Regions from separate parts of the Homo sapiens genome. Here region 1 is linked to region 2. The links are chromatin contacts, found by Hi-C or POLR2A ChIA-PET in ENCODE. All regions are on one chromosome and are shown on one strand. The core of a region is the stretch at or near the end of the contact, and the rest is flanking DNA. Distances in the headings are between cores, read along the strand shown.

Region 1 (3,651 bases), core at 63-2,562, 200 kb after region 2:
AGCTGGGATTACAGGCACTTGCCACCACACCCAATAAATTTTTTGTATTTTTAGTAGAGATGGGGTTTCACCATGTTGGCCAGGCTGGTTTTGAACTCCTGACCTCAGGTGATCCACCCGCCTCGACCTCCCAAAGTGCTGGGATTACAGGCGTGAGCCACTGCGCCCAGCCTGCTGTGCATTTTTCACTTAAATAGTATTGTAGGTTTGTTGTCTTCTTAATTGTGGTTATTGTTGAGCTAGCAGATTTTTCCCACTATGGAAATGTAGCTTTTAATTTTCTAATGGAAGTAGGTGGAAGGGACTAGATTTATAGGAGTACATTTTGCAGATAACTTTTTGTTGTTAAATTTAAGGGATGTAAGTGCAGTTTTGTTACATGGATATATTGCTTAGTGATGAAGTCTGGGCTTTTAGTGCAACCATCACCTGAATAATATACATTGTACCCTTGCAGATAACTTTTTTTTTTAAAGACAAGGTCTTACTTTGTCGCTCAGAATGGAGTACAGTGGCATGACCATAGTTCACTGCAGCCTTGAGCTCCTGGGCTCAAGCAATCCTCCTGTGCAGATACTTTTTAGGGAATACCTCTGTTTTGCAAAATGAGGGGGGAAAGAAGTATTAAGAAACAGAAATGCCTTTCGTCAAAACTTTTTTGTTTTTTGGGGTTTTGTTTGTTTGTTTGTTTTTTGTTTTGGTTTGGTTTTTTTTTTTTTTTTTTTGAGACAGTTTTTTTTGTTGCCCAGGCTGCAGTGCAGTGGCGTGATCACGGCTCACTGCAGCCTCGACCTCCCGAGCTCAATAGATCCTCCCACCTCAGCCTCCTGAGTAGCTGAGACTACAGGCTTGCACCACCACTACTGGGTAATTTTTGTTTTTTGTTTTTAATTTGTAGAGATGGGGTTCACCATGTTGCCTAAAGTGGTCTCGAATTCCTCAGAGCAAGTGATCTGCCTGCCTTGGCCTCCCAAAGTGCTGGGATTACAGGAGTGAGCCACTGCGCCCAATCTCAAAACTTTGTTGATTATATGTTGGCAGATGCTTCAGGAGAAGTGATTAAGGTCTCCTAAATGATATACCTGTGACACTTTTCCACTTTAGTTTGTGGCGCGTGCACACACACACACACACACACACACACACAATGGTTGTATGGTGCAACAGCTTCCTTCCTGTGCTATGTTTTCAATCTCTTAGGCATCTGACACCTATGAGATGTCATTGTGTCATGCTTACTAAAGAAGATGGGGATAAGTTTTTGTGGTCGAAAGTGGTAGAGATAACAGCAGCAGATGGCTGTGAACCAGCCAAGGGTGTGCTTCCCACCTGCAGGCAGTTGGCGAAATCTGAGTCCCCACAGCAGTAGATCAGGAGCCTGCCTTCCAAAGATTGTTACACCAGTGATACTGAAGGTGTTTGAATGTAGTGCTTCTGTCATGAGCTTTCTCCAGCCATTCAACAGCAACAAGTTTTTATTGTTGTGCCTGTTATGTGCCAAGCCACAGCTCTGGGTCCTGAGGATGAATTAGTGAATAAAACAGACAAAAGAGCTGATCTACTTACTGGAGTTTACATTCTAGTGGGCAGAGTAGACAGACATACAATAAAGGAAATTAATATGTAAGAAATTCCCGAGGAAATAAATAGATCAGGACTAAGGGGATTTGTTGTGCCACATTGGGGAAATAATCCTTTAAATTAAAGTTGTTAGAGTAGGCCTCAATGTGAGGGTGACATTGAGCAAAGACCTGAAGGAGGCAAGGAAGAGTCAGTACAAGGCCCAAGATAGGAGCGCACCTGGTACAGTCCAAGAAAAGAGGAAGACCAGCGATGGTGGGGGTTAGTAGGAGATGAGGTCAGAAAAGTCGTGGGGGCGGGGTGGCCATTGTGCAAGGATTGTTGGCCTCTCCTCTCAAGGTCTGGCCTTAACTGTGTTGGGGCAGACAGTGGGTAGAGCAGGTTTCTTGGAAAGATCAGACCGTTATAGAGAAGATCAGGGTGAGGTGTCTAGAAGGCAGTCAGCCATAGGAGTTACTTGCATATAGGTCACATTAGTGTGTTTGGCTGATGAGTTTCTCCAGAGGGATTGCTTGTTATAGAGTGTGCATATTGTCACCTGCACATGAAAAGAATCATTTTTATTATGACCTAACCTCTGGTGTTTGGATATTTACCTCTACTGCCTTATATATTAGTACACACACATATATATCGTTTTTTAAAAACAGGCCTTGTGTGTGTGTGTGTGTGTGTGTGTGTTTATTTCTTATCGAGATGATTATAGATTCACACCGAATTGTATGAAATACTGAGAAGGTACTTCTGGACTTAGTCCAGTTTCTCCCAATGTTAACATTTTGCAAAACTATAGTTGACATTGACATATGCTACCTATTTTTTAAAATTTATTTCCCCAGTTTTGTTTGTACTTATTTGTGCGTGTGTATGTTTAGTTCTATACAATTTTGTCACCTGTGCAGGTTCATGTATCTACCACTGCAGTCGAGATGCTGAACAGTTCCAACAATTTTTATATATTTTTTATTTTTATTTTTTTGAGACAGAGTCTCGCTCTGTTGCCCAGGCTGGAACAGGCGCGATCTCGGCTCACTGCAAGCTCCGCCTCCCAGGTTCATGCCATTCTCCTGCCTCAGCCTCCCAAGTAGCTGGGACTACAGGCGCCTGCCACCACCATGCCTGGCAATTTTTTTTTTTTGTATTTTTAATAGAGACGGGGTTTCACCGTGTTAGTCAGGATGGTCTCAATCTCCTGACCTCATGATCCACCCGCCTCAGCCTCCCAAAGTGTTGGGATTACAGGTGTGAGCCACCGCACCCCGCCAACAATTTTTATAATTACACCCACCTCCCTCCTACACTCCTCCATTTTATTTATTTTTATTTTTGGTTTTGTTTGGTTTTTATTAGCATTTTAAAAATTGTGGTCAGATATTCACAATATAAAATTTACTATCTTAATCATTTTTAAGTATGTAATTCAGTACTGTCACAATTCACATTATTGTGCAGCCAGTCTCCGGAACATTTTCATCTTGCAAACCTTTATACCAATTAAGCAACAACTCCCTATTTTCCCCTCAACTCAGACGTAGGCAACCACCATTCTACTTTGTGTTTCTATGAATTTGACTATTCATAGATAGCTCATATAAGTGGAATCCTATGACATTTGTCTTTTTTCACTTACCATAATGTCTTTGAGGTTCATCCACATTGTAGTGTGCATCAGAACTACTTTCCTTTTTAAGGCTAAATAATATTCCATTGTATGGATATATACCACATTTTGTTCATCCATTCATCGGTCAAGGGACACTTGGGTTGCTTCCACCTCTTGGCTGTAGTGAATAGTACTGCTATGAACATGGGTGTACAAATAGCTCTTCAAGACCCTTTCTTTTGGTTATATACCCAGAAGTATAATTGCCAGGTCATATGGTAATTATATTTTTAACAAGAGTTACAATTTCTGTACACCCTCATCAACACTTATTTCCTGAGGTTTTTTGTAAGTAGCCATCTTTTTATTTATTTATTTTTTTTGAGACGGAGTCTCACTGTGTCTCCAGGCTGGAGTGCAGTGGCGGGATCTTGGCCCACTGCAACCTCCGCCTCCCAGGTTCAAGT
Region 2 (3,656 bases), core at 239-2,738:
CAGTGATGGACTGCAGCTGGGGCTCAAGAGCAGCCCATGCGCTTCTGCTGGGAGAGGGACGTGGGGAACAGGCAGCTGTTTTGGCCTCCCGGGGCTGCCATCACAAAGTGCCACTGGCTGGTGGCCTCACCGCAGACCTTTATTGTCTTATATTCTGCGGGCCGGAAGTCTGGGATCAAGGCGTGGGCAGGGTTATGTCTTCCGGGGACCTTCTCCCGGGCTTGTCGATGGCCGTCTTCTCGCCATGCCCTCAGAGGGTCATCCCTCTGGGCATACCTGTGTCCTAATCTCCTCTCCTTTTTCTTTCTTTATTTAGTTTTAGAGACAGGATCTTGCTGTGTTGCCCAGATTGGAGTGCAGTGGCACAATCATGGCTCACCGAAGCCCCACATTCCTAGTGCTCAAGCGATCCTCTTGCCTCAGCCTCCCAGGCTCCCAAGTAGCTGGGACTACGGGTGCACCTCACCATGCCTGGCTAATTTTTAAAATTTTTTGTAGAGATGGGGGTCTCACCATGTTGCTCAGGCTGGTCTCGAACATCTGGGCTTGAGCAATCCTCCTGCTTTGGCCTCCCAAACTGTTGGGAGCCACCTTGCTAGGCCCTAGTCTCCTTTTCTTATAGGACACCAGTCATACAAGAGTAGGGCCCACCCTCATGACCTCATTTTGAATGAATTACCTGTTTAAAGACCCTCTCTCAGCCAGGTGCAGTGGCTCAGGCCTGTAATCCCAACACTTTGGGAGGCCGAGGCAGGTAGATCACTTGAGGTCAGGAGTTCAAGACCAGCCTGGTGAAATCCCGTCTCTACTAAAAATACAAAAAATTAGCCAGGCGTGGTGGTGCGCACCTGTAGTCCCAGCTACTTAGGAGGCTGAGGCACAAGAATCTCTTGAACCCAGGTGGCAGAGGTTGCAGTGAGCTAAGATTGCACCACTGCACTCCAGCCTGGTCAACAGAGCAAGACTCCGTCTCAAAAAAGAAAGAAAGAAAAAGATCTATCCAAATACAGCCATATGGGGTTGGGACTGGGTGGTTAGGAGTTCAACATAGGAACTTGGGAGGGAGGCCATAAATCAGCCTATAACAGGGGAAGCACAGAAAAATCTTGGCATCATTTTGCTGTTGTAAAAGAAAATGGAAAGGAAGGAAGGAATAGATATTGGGTGATTCCCGGCTGTTTTCCCGCCATGACTCAGCTGGTGCAGCATCTCCATCAGGCCAGCCCAGGCACTCCAGCATGGCCTGACCCTTGGACGGACAGGTGTGAGGGTGTGAGGGATGGAGGTCTGCATCCAAGACACCCCCAGAGACCCCTGAGGTGAGTGTGTGTGCAAATGAGCTGGCCAAGGGGCTGGATTTGCATTCTTGATGTTTTCTGCAGAGACAGAGCAGGTGGAGGAAGTGGGAGGCAGCTGGTGGGGAAAAGCCAACAAGCTTAGCTTCATTTTCAGTTCTCTGCAGCGGGGCAGCTGCTTATCTGCTGGAGGCTCAGATCCTCCATCTCTAAGGTAATGATACCCTCATCTCACATGTCCTCGAGAGGATTAACTAACTACAGCATCGTCTGCCAGGAAAGCCCAACACAGAGCCTGCCTGGTCCACAGCGCCTGGGAGCTGTCATTGTCTGCCCTCTTCCCAGCATCCCAGACTCATGCTTTCATCCAGGGCTCTGGGTACAGGGAGAGGAGGTATGGGTGGCTGGAGTCAGAGACCTAGGCACAGCTTCCTGGTCACAGTGGATTTGCACTGGAAACAAGAATGTTCTGTACTCACTGCCTTTGCAGAGTTCACATCTCAACTATGAATGACAGTGACTGAAAAGGGGCTTGATCCAGCCCCGACATCTTCTGGGTGCACATTCCCCAACTTTCTTCCCACCACGGGGAGGAAGGAGTGGGAACCAAAGGCAAATAAGTATTAGAACAATGGCAATTCAATGTCTTTGAAGACTCGAAGTAGTTGGGTGACGGAGTCACAGCATACACAATTGTGCTGGGGCCCTGTGATGTCCTGGAGTGTGCTATGATTCACATCACCCTCTTCACGATCTAGAGATGGGCCACAGGGACATTACCACGCACCTCGCAGCCCAGAGGTCACTTTCAGGTACCACCAGGTGCCATCTGGAATGGGGATAAACATTTGGGGCCATCAGTTGGTTCAGGAGGCTGTGAGGTCACATGGAACAGACAGCATCGGAAACCCCCAACCTGGATTCTGGGAGGCAGTGTGGCTGACAGCTCTGCAGGGACATGCCGCTTGACCATGAGTGGCTTTTTCATACTTTCTATATTTCAATGTTAGAGAGAAGAAAAAGCACTATTTAGCTGGGAACAATGGCTCACACCTGTCATCCCAGCACTTTGGGAGGCTGAGGCAGGAGGATCAGCTGAGCCTAGGAGGTCAAAGCTGCAGTGAGCTAGGATTGAAACTCTGCACCCCAGCCTGAGTGACTGAAAGTGAGACCCTGTCTATTAAGAAAAGAAAAGAAAAAAAGGCTGGGCATGGTGGCTCATGCCTGTAATCCCAGCACTTTGGGAGGCTGAGGTGGGTGGATCACCTGAGGTCAGGAGTTCAAGACCATCCTGCCCAACATGGTGAAACCCCATCTCTACTAAAAATACAAAAATTAGCTGGGCGTGGTGGTGCATGCCTGTAATCCCAGCTACTCAGGAGGCTGAGGCAGGAGAATCGCTTGAACCCAGGAGGCGGAGGATGCAGTGAGCCAGGATCGTGCCACTGCACTCCAGCCTGGGTGACAGAGCGAGACTCCATCTCAAAAAGAAAAATAAAAAAGAAAGAGAAAGAAAGAAAATATGATTTATCTGCCCTGTCACCAAGAAAAAAAAAGAAAGAGAGAGAGAAAGAAAGAAAGAAAGAAAGAAAGAAGGAAAGAAAATACGATTTATCTGCCCTGCCATCAATTTGTCACTTTGAGAAAGAAAACAAGAAAAGGTTCTTGCCACAACAGACATACAAAGCATAATCTGCCGGTTTGGGAGGAAAGAGCCTTTTCCAGGGACTTTCTAGAAAGGCCTCTCTTGTTACCTGGCCTGTCAAGGTGTGTGGGGGCGGGAAATGCCGCTCTGCACCGACCCTGGCGCGGCCTGGAGCTACTGGCCCGGGACCTGGAATGGAGCAGGATTCCCACGTGCCCTTCGCGGGCTGTGCAAAGGGCGGCCAGGCAACCGCAGGAGACAGTCTCTCTAACGAGTAGAAACTTTTCTTACTTTTAGCAAACCAGCAATGCTTACTCTCTCAAATGGGGTCTTCTCTTTTAGAATCAACATTAGAACCTGACTCTGCCCCCCATGACATAGGCCCCAAAGAAAGACATCCAGGAACCAGCGTTCCTACGCTATGCTCCCTTTCCTTCAGGTGAGGGCATCGGCTTTAGCAATCTCAGGGACAACACTCACTTTTGCATGAAGAACTTTCATAAACTCCACACCTGAGTTTCAGGCTGGAAAGAAATCAAGAAAAGCCAGTGAAATTTGATCACAGAACGCCCCAGCTCAGCAATGCATCACCAGAAGTAATAGAACCTCCTGCAGGGTTCTGACCCCCTCCCTCCCCCTGCCAACACGTTTTTAACAAAAGCCAGACCGCAGGGACTACATCAAACCTTAACACTTCTGCTCATCAGAGGACTCAG

What was found. A loop is a pair of places that touch in the nucleus more often than their neighbours do. ChIA-PET counts read pairs that join two places held with the same protein, here RNA polymerase II (POLR2A). Pooled maps may share reads with other maps.
Region 1: a loop to region 2 is called in a pooled map, with 3 times the contacts of the local background. The contact joins two enhancer-like sites. A Hi-C loop is called at or near these places in 2 of 168 maps with a recorded cell type or tissue (CD4-positive, alpha-beta T cell and HAP-1) and 3 of 50 pooled maps. POLR2A ChIA-PET finds 5 or more read pairs at or near these places in 3 of 52 experiments (AG04450, GM12878 and IMR-90).

Annotation. Positions count from the first base shown.
Region 1 is chr22:19,417,537-19,421,187 of GRCh38, reverse strand. All of the region lies in intron 1 of HIRA (histone cell cycle regulator), which reads left to right. Among named protein-coding and RNA genes, the nearest start is that of HIRA, 12 kb to the left of the region's middle. Within about 2 kb of position 1,312, at least 8 of the 41 ENCODE cell types and tissues checked have a DNase peak (open chromatin) inside an H3K27ac peak, as active enhancers do.
Region 2 is chr22:19,617,268-19,620,923 of GRCh38, reverse strand. No RefSeq gene overlaps it. Among named protein-coding and RNA genes, the nearest start is that of LINC00895, 52 kb to the right of the region's middle. RefSeq lists enhancers at 1-593, 2,614-3,192, 3,193-3,656 and a silencer at 944-1,238. Within about 2 kb of position 1,488, at least 4 of the 41 ENCODE cell types and tissues checked have a DNase peak (open chromatin) inside an H3K27ac peak, as active enhancers do.